2 separate regions of the Homo sapiens genome follow, and region 2 is linked to region 1. A link is an interaction called in ENCODE POLR2A ChIA-PET data of the cell type or tissue named here. Cell type or tissue: GM12878. All regions are shown on one strand.

Region 1 (4,000 bases):
AATTGGGCAGCTTGTAAATCAAACGGATAAGCGTGTTTTTAAGAGTTAAAAATTCTAATGTAAATTCCTAAAAGCCAAAGATTTTTATGCACATGCTGTAAGCCTTTTAGACGTGTATGGAAAATAAACCTGTTTCTAAATTACGTCTTGAAATTATTTCAAGTGAGGAGTTAAGACCAAGTGAAATATTTATTCACTTTGGGTTTGGTTTGATTTTATTCCAGTTCAGTGAAGTTAGAGAAAAGGAAAATACACTTGATTCCAGTTTATGGCTTACAAGTAAAATAATATTTAAGTTCAGACTGTTGAAAATTAGCATGTTTCTGATTTTAGGTTTATTGTTTGGTTTAAAGTAAAATTTGGTTTTGAGGTAAAACCAAGAAGATAAAAAATTGAGTCAATTAAAATTGGCTCAGAAGAAGTATGGATATTTCAAAGAAAAAATTGGAGTGGCTAATAGATATTGGCCTCAGCACCTTTTGTAAGATATTTGGAGTTTTAGGTTTTGCTGAACACAAAAAGTTGGTTTCAGGGCCTAAATACCCATCTCTTATATTTATGACATGGTCCTTAGCAAAGTAATGTAGTAGGACACGAGTTTTTCAGTAAATGGACAGGTCTGAATCCTGTGGATATGAGTTGTTGAAGGGATTACTTTGAGCAAATTATCAAATCTTTTTGAACACCGTAAATTTTCCCATTTGTTAAAATGAGTGTTCTGAGTATGTCACAGGCTTTTTGTAGGAATTAAATGGTATATTGTGGCTCTTCAAGTGTGGTAGCTGGACCTGCATTAAGAAGCATTTGAGGTGCTTATTAAAAATACAGTTTCTGGAGCCCCACTTCAGAGCTACTGACCTTTTGGGGGATATATTCTAGGGTCTTCATTTTAGTAAACTCCCAGGTGATTCTTATGCCCACTGTGAGTGGTGCTTGCAAACTGTAAACAGTTCTCAAGGAATATGCTTACATAAATTGAACTTAAGATCTCAGTTTTGTCTCCTGTCCAGTTTTTGCCAATTGCTGCATATTGATGCTCTAAAGAAACCAGAATTATTTGGAAAAGGGTTAGGAACAGAGTAAATTTCCCACCCATACCTAAATACACATGTGGGACATTGAGTCATTTGTTTTGGCTGCTTGTTGTCACCATGTTTTCAGTAAGCCCTCCATTCTGTTTTACTACTTGTAAGGCTTTTCTATATATCTTCTCCCCAGGAATTTATATCTGACCAATGGCAAGCATAGGAAGACACAAAAGCACTACTTAGGTTTAACATGAATTAGTCAGTTCTCAAATCCTAACAATTCTGCTTGAATAATTCTTACAAAGTCTGTGGCAAACCTTTGCTGAGCATTTGCATTGTGCTGAACCTAGTGCACATGGGAAATGTAAATGATTCCAATAATGTCTAGTTTTTTTTTTTTTTTTTTTTTTTTTTTTTTGAGACAGAGTCTCACCCTGTCTCCCAGGCTGGAGTGCAATGGCGTGATCTTGGCTTATTGCAACCTCCACCTCCTGGGTTCAAGCGATTCTCTTGCCTCAGCCTCCCGAGTAGCTGGGATTACAGGCGTGCGCCACCATGCCCAGTTAATTTTTTGTATCTTTGGTAGAGATGGGGTTTCACCATGTTGGCCAGGCTGGTCTCGAACTCCTGACCTCATGATCCACCCGCCTCGGCCTCCCAGAGTGCTGGGATTACAGGCGTGAGCCACTGCGCCTGGCCAATGTCTAGTTTTTCTAAGAGCTCTTAGTGAAGTAAGGGGTTCAGACTTTTAATTATAGGGCATTGTGATAAGTACCGTGATAGGGCACATGTGAGTGGTAAAAGAGCATAGTGGAGCAGAATAATATATTCTTTCCTATTTCCACTGCTAATAATTTGAAGTTCAAAGAAACTGTAATTTATTGAGCACCCACTAAGTGGCATGCATTTAAAAAACAACAACTGTGTAACCTGTGCTATTCAAGTGTCACAACCCTAAGTAGCAGCTATTTCCATTTTATAGATATTAAGTAGGTTGAACTTGTGATATAAACCTTTGTATGACTTCAAAGCCCATATTCTTTTCATTAGGCCTCTAAGGACAAAATTTGATTTTTTTCTTTTTAAAGAAGGGGATGTTATGATTCTTCAGAATTGATATCTGTTAATTTCAGTAGCATGATGTCTTCCTGTGATTGAAAAGAACTCTGGAGTCTTTCTGTCATCTCTTGTCCTCTGCCACCCTATGTTTTCCTTTTCATTTCTAAAAGTGATAAACAAGTAAACATCTCCGGAAGCCAGCCTATGTGACATCTGTCCATTTTGTTTTCTCTGCCTCTCCTTTTATTTACTCTTCCTATCCCCAAAGGAAATTTAGTAATTGTTTTTTTTGTTTTTTCTAATCTCTTAGGTTAGAATCATGTGAAGATGAATGGTATCTAAGGGAAAAGACCTTGTTAGAAAGATTTTTATCACATGAAGTTTACATAGAAATTGCCCTGGAATTTTTATCCTGCTGTTGATCATTAGGGTTGATTTGATTGATTCAACTGCTTGGTTGATATTTCCTTTCTTTCTTCATAGTTTCATTTGTTCCAACATATATAAGCAGTTGTGCACTCTGGCTAGAGCTTCCGCATCATAAATAAAGCCCCTATTTTAATCACAAGAATAAGTTCATTTTTGAATTTTCTAACTCTGATCCCATGGGGCTCAGTTTTCTACTTTTTATTCCCTTTGCTAATTAATTTTTATGTTGTTTTCTTGTTTCTAGCAGTTTGTTTATTTTGGGGAGAACATCTTTGCTTTTTAAAATTAAATTTATTTTATTTAAAAATAAATAGAGACAAAGTTTCACTATGGTGCCTGCCATGGCCTCCCAAAGTGCTGGGATTGCAGATGTGAGCCACTGTGTCTAGCCCAACATCTTTGTTGTTGTTGTTGTTTGTTTTGTTTTTGCTTTTTTTTTTTTTTTTTGACAGAGTCTCACTCTGTCTCCCAGGCTGGAGTGCAGTGGCATGATCTTGGCTCACTGCAACCTCCGCCTCCCGGGTTCAAGCAATTCTCTTGCCTCAGCCTTCCAAGTAGCTTTTTGTACTTTTAGTAGAGACGGGGTTTCGCCATGTTGGCCAGGCTGGTCTCGAACTCCTGACCTCAGGTGATCCACTCACCTTGGCCTCCCAAAGTGCTGGAATTATAGGCTTGAGCCACTGCGCCCGGCCAACATCTTTGTTTTAATAGTTTTTTTTTTTTTTTTAAACGTGGTTTCTTTGGATAAAGAGTTGAACTTCAACTTAACCTGAAAAATTTACAGTGGCCAGAGTTTCCTCTTCTGACAGTCTTATGTAAACATCCTTTAAAAATAGCTGTGTGTTATTTCTCTACATGATAGAGAAATAATTGGCAGTGCCTTTCCCTCTGCTAATACTATTGTTAGACAGAAAATGTCATGAAAATGCTTTGTATCTTCTGTGTATTCATGGGCGGTGTGCTGATTTCTCTAGGCTTTTGTTGCAGACTTTTAATTTTCTGTTATTTCTACGTGGAGACTTCATTCTTGAGGTGAAGGAAAATTTTTATAGAGGCAGTCATTGCAGACTTAACTCTCCACAGCAAGGTCACCAGAGTATTTATTAGACTGTGGCATGACTTTTCTCAGTTTGTAGTACACCTTATTCATATTCTCTAAAAGCACCTCAGTTACAAAGTGTCTCAGTTGTTGCTTTTTCTCAGCACTGGATTTTAAGAACTAGTCTCCTTAAAACAAGAAACATCAAATTAAATGCCTTTGTTAAATGAACAAAGTATGTTCAGCTTTGAGATTTATCATTTGAATAAAATTAGAGTGTCAGTGCCAGACACCTACCTACGAAATATTTAAACATCCTTGAAGTGGACTTTTGGCTTTTGGATACTCCCTCCATACCTTGGATGGGTCCATGTCACCGTATTCATCGTGGAGTGGATTGGTCTGAGGAGTGACTTGAGAAGACTTCAAAAAATATGACTACAAA
Region 2 (4,000 bases), 70 kb after region 1:
CTATGTCTGACCACATTGAATTCTGCGAAACCAAAGGATAAAGAAGACTTTGTGCTGTTAATAACTCCTTCCAACCTCTTTCTCTTCAGAAGACACAATAATCAATGAAGTTGGAGCAAAGAAAATAAATTTCTTCTGTTTTTCCTTGGTGTCTTTATTTTTCTGCCTGTCGCTATCCTTTCTTTCTTTTCACTGGTTTGGAGTGCATACGCAGGGCAGGTAACAAATCACTTGATTCTTTTGGCTAAATAAATATGACTTTGGATAACTTCAGTTGGTATTTTGGACTTCAGATTTCATGCATATAATATCTAATGTTCTTAGATCCATAATACTTGATTCCTAGCTCAGTGTTCTTGTTACTTTATGTAACTGTTTTTTAGTATAACAGTTTTTAGCCATTTTCTATTAAGCTTTTTTTTTACAGCAAATATTGCCTGACAACATTTTCTATTAAACTTTATTTAGATTATTTCCATAGAAAGTCTTTTTACATTACAGTGCCTATTATATAGGAAGATGTCAATGTATTAAGCCCGAATTTTGATATAAATACCTACAGTCATATAATTGTTGTGTATATACACATGTATTACACAATACGTTTTAACAACTATAGTTAGCAAATTGGCCCTTTATTGACACTTGCTTTTCAGTTGCTTTTTTTTTTTTTCAGTTTAAATGATACCTCTGGTTTACTAGGGATTGTGAACCCTCATAAGTATTAGAGCTTTTTAAAACCTACCAAATGGCCTGTTATTATCTTTATTCTGATCTGTTTTGGCATGTGTTTGCTTTTTCCTGTCTCTTCCTAAGTAAAATTGTACAGCCTCTGTTAGGTTCACAAGTACACTCTTTGTAATGAAATTTTGCATCTTCATTTTGTTGTTGTTGTTGTTGTTACTAGATACATCATGATACTCCTGGGTAAGAATTATTTGTTCCATAAACTGCTGGATTACAATAGATTCATTTGAAAAAAGGCCTCCTCCCAGAGTTCTTAAACATTTTCTCTTTGATTACTTACTTTAATGTATATAGCATTCCTTATATGCTAGGCACTGTTTTAATGCTTTATAAATATTAACTCATTTAACTCTTAAGAAGTTGAAGAGCAGAAAAGAAAGACTATCAAACCGTTTGAATGCAAGGCATCTGATGGCTTACTTGTCTGGTTTTGGTTTGGTGGAAAGCTCCTGTCATAGTCAGCTCTTGCCCTGACTTAATCCTGCATTGGGGGTGACAACTGACTGCCTCTTATCTGTATGCCCCAGAGGATAATTTCCTCTCTGCTGCTGTTCTCAGTTTCTTACTTATCTTAAAGGTTCTTACAGATAAAGAGCAATTAGAAGTCATTAACAGAGATTAACCTCTATTATAAAAAGTAATAGACCTAATATTTTCTTTATGTCAGAACTTTCTCTTGAGCTTTGTAAATTTTCCAAAAATTTTTTTAAAAAAAGATACCTCCTAATTTTGGGATAGCTTCATTAAAAACAAAAAGGAAGAAGAGAAGAAAAGTTGTGATATATTGCTGAAAATAATGGTCCTTCTTTGTCAATAAAGGAAATTTTTCTAAGATGTGCAGAAATACATAGGTTCAAGACTTCCCGTAATCTCCCAGCCACCAAAGAGAGAATTTCTTTTTGCCCCATTCATGATCTCCACTTCTGAATTGTTCTGGCAGGACTAAGATATCCTTCAGGAGATCAAGTAGTAAACTATTTCTTCCCATAGGAGAAGATGGATTCTTTTCTAGGGTTGAGTGCTCAGGTTAGTTATTTTCAGTTCTGACTTTCTTGGAATAGGTTACTGAGAGTATCCACTGCTGTTTAGAAAGGAACCTAAATGTCTGTGAAATTCTTGCAAATCCTTGAAGATGATTTATCTTGGAATGTGGCAGTCCTATATTTGGTAGGCATTTTTCTAGCAGAAGCATTATGTATTGCTTATGTATATTATATATGAGAAGAGTTTTGGAGGAGGAAATAATAAATTAATCATTTGAGATGCTTATGACACATGCAAGTAGAGATTCCCAGTAGATGGATAGATGTGTGACTTCGTAGATGGTGGTGGTGGCTCTAGGTGGAGAAGTGACATTGACAAAGTAGGATAAAGAGGGCGTGTAGCCATGTGGAGCTTGGTGGGGAGGAGACATGGAGTGCTGTTTGAGGCCAGGACAGTGAAAAATCAGCGGTTTGGCAATATTTATTGCCTTCTTTTTCTAGAATTTGTCAGGAGGTGACCAGTCTTCATTTGAAAGAACTGCAAGGAAACCAGTGCCTTTAGGTGAGATTCAGGTTTTCTCTAGAGCAAAACGGTAAAAAGAACCCTGCATGAAGAAATTGAGGTCATTAGAAATTTTCTTCTTGAGGTTTCAGTTTTCTTTTTGAGGTTTCTTTTGACGTTTAGGTGAGATCCAGGTTTTCTCTAGGGTAAGACAGTAAAAAGAAACCCTCCATGAAGAGATTGAGGTTATTAGAAATTTTCTTTTTGAGGTTTTTGAGAGAATGTTATGGGAGGGAGATCAGTGATAAGAACATGAGCCTACAGGAAGTTTGAGGAGGCAATTAGGGAGATTAGTTGAGGACATTGTGAAGATGAGAAAGAATAACTCATTGTTTCAGGATTAGAGAGATTAAAGGCTTGGTTAGGTTCTAGAATAGATGACTTAAAATGCATTTGGGAATTTAAAAAAATTCTCTCATTCTCTATAACATCTCTGACTTTCTTTCCCTCTTTTTTTTCTATCAGTCTCTTTCTCTAGCCCTTTTTTCGCCTTTGTCTTTAGTCTTCACCTTTCTGGATTCCTCAACCTTTCACTGTAGGCTCCAAGTCTCTATCTTTCTGTCTCTGGGCTTTTGTCCCCCCTCTCTTGGTCTGTGTCACCCCCTTTTTGGATTTCTTTTCCCTCCATATAACTCTTTCTCTTTTCTCTGTCTCTTTCTTTCTTGTCTCTCTCTTCTCCCCCACACCCTTTTTCTCTCTGTCTCTCTCCCTCTCTTATTTCCTTTTTATGGGTCTCCATCAACCTCTTTCTCTGGGTTTCTATACCTGTCTTTCAATGGGATTTTACCCATCCCACTCTCTTTCTGATTGCTTCTAAATCTGTATATGGGTTCTCATCTGTCTTAAATCTTCTTCGTTGTCTCTCTTAGTGTCTCTTCTCTCTGGGCCTCTATTACTCCCTTTTTGGAAAATGTTAAGGAAAACAACTAAATTATTCACTACTACTGTCCTGACCTTTGACTTCAGTTCTGTGTATCTTATTCCATACGTACATGTTTATATAGGTATATGCATAATTATTTATGATCTCATAAAGATTTTTTTCTCTTGCCTCATAATATGTATAGGCATTTTGGTTATCTAATATTCCATTGTTATACTATATAATATTTTATCTATTCCCACATTGTTATTTTTAATTTTAGAATTGTAGCTAAGCTACCCTGTGGCCTTGTCATAATTTCTGTCTGTAAGTACTTTTGCAGCTCTGGGAGAATTAAAGTAGGATTTCTGTAATAACAGGCATGTTTTACATTTCATTGACCACAGTTTGACTGAATGATATGTCTATTTTGGTAACCTTCTTTTTATTGTATTCTGCCTTTTGCATTTTAAAGACTTTCTTTAGGGATAGTGGATAATCAGCTTTTATCCTGTAACAGGGGAAAGGGGTAGCCAATGTAACTAGAAGAAAGAGGAATTAAGTTAGGACAGAGATTAGAGATGTGTACTAATTAGCCTTAGTTTTCTGGTTGGAATTATTAATGTTTGCTGTAGTAACTAGAGCATCATGTAGTCAATTCGTATACTCTATGTTACCCAGTAGTAACTAACTATGATTTAGTTTAGAGTAAGTAGTACCTCCTCTCTTACCTTCCCATTAGAGAAAAATGAGATATTTGAGTGTTTTGAAACCCTGGGCTTATAGTTTTGTGAGTTGCAAGTATCTTACAGAATAGTCTTTCTCTTTTTTTAATATTTGGCAGTA

What was found. Peaks named below come from ENCODE experiments on the same cell type or tissue, not always from the same donor. Only the 100,000 strongest peaks of a DNase experiment are listed, where the experiment ranks them.
Region 2: POLR2A ChIA-PET joins it to region 1 with 5 read pairs; 5 of 35 experiments call an interaction of 5 or more read pairs at or near these places.

The regions. Positions count from the first base shown.
Region 1 is chr3:120,013,096-120,017,095 of GRCh38, reverse strand. The region is part of intron 1 of GSK3B (glycogen synthase kinase 3 beta); the gene reads left to right. Among named protein-coding and RNA genes, the nearest start is that of MIR6529, 70 kb to the left of the region's middle. In GM12878, no CTCF peak of the experiment used is centred here; no DNase peak of the experiment used is centred here.
Region 2 is chr3:119,942,759-119,946,758 of GRCh38, reverse strand. All of the region lies in intron 3 of GSK3B (glycogen synthase kinase 3 beta), which reads left to right. Among named protein-coding and RNA genes, the nearest start is that of MIR6529, 140 kb to the left of the region's middle. RefSeq lists an enhancer at 2,281-2,500. In GM12878, no CTCF peak of the experiment used is centred here; a DNase peak (open chromatin) is centred at 2,378; H3K4me3 peaks cover 255 bases; H3K27ac peaks cover 1,226 bases.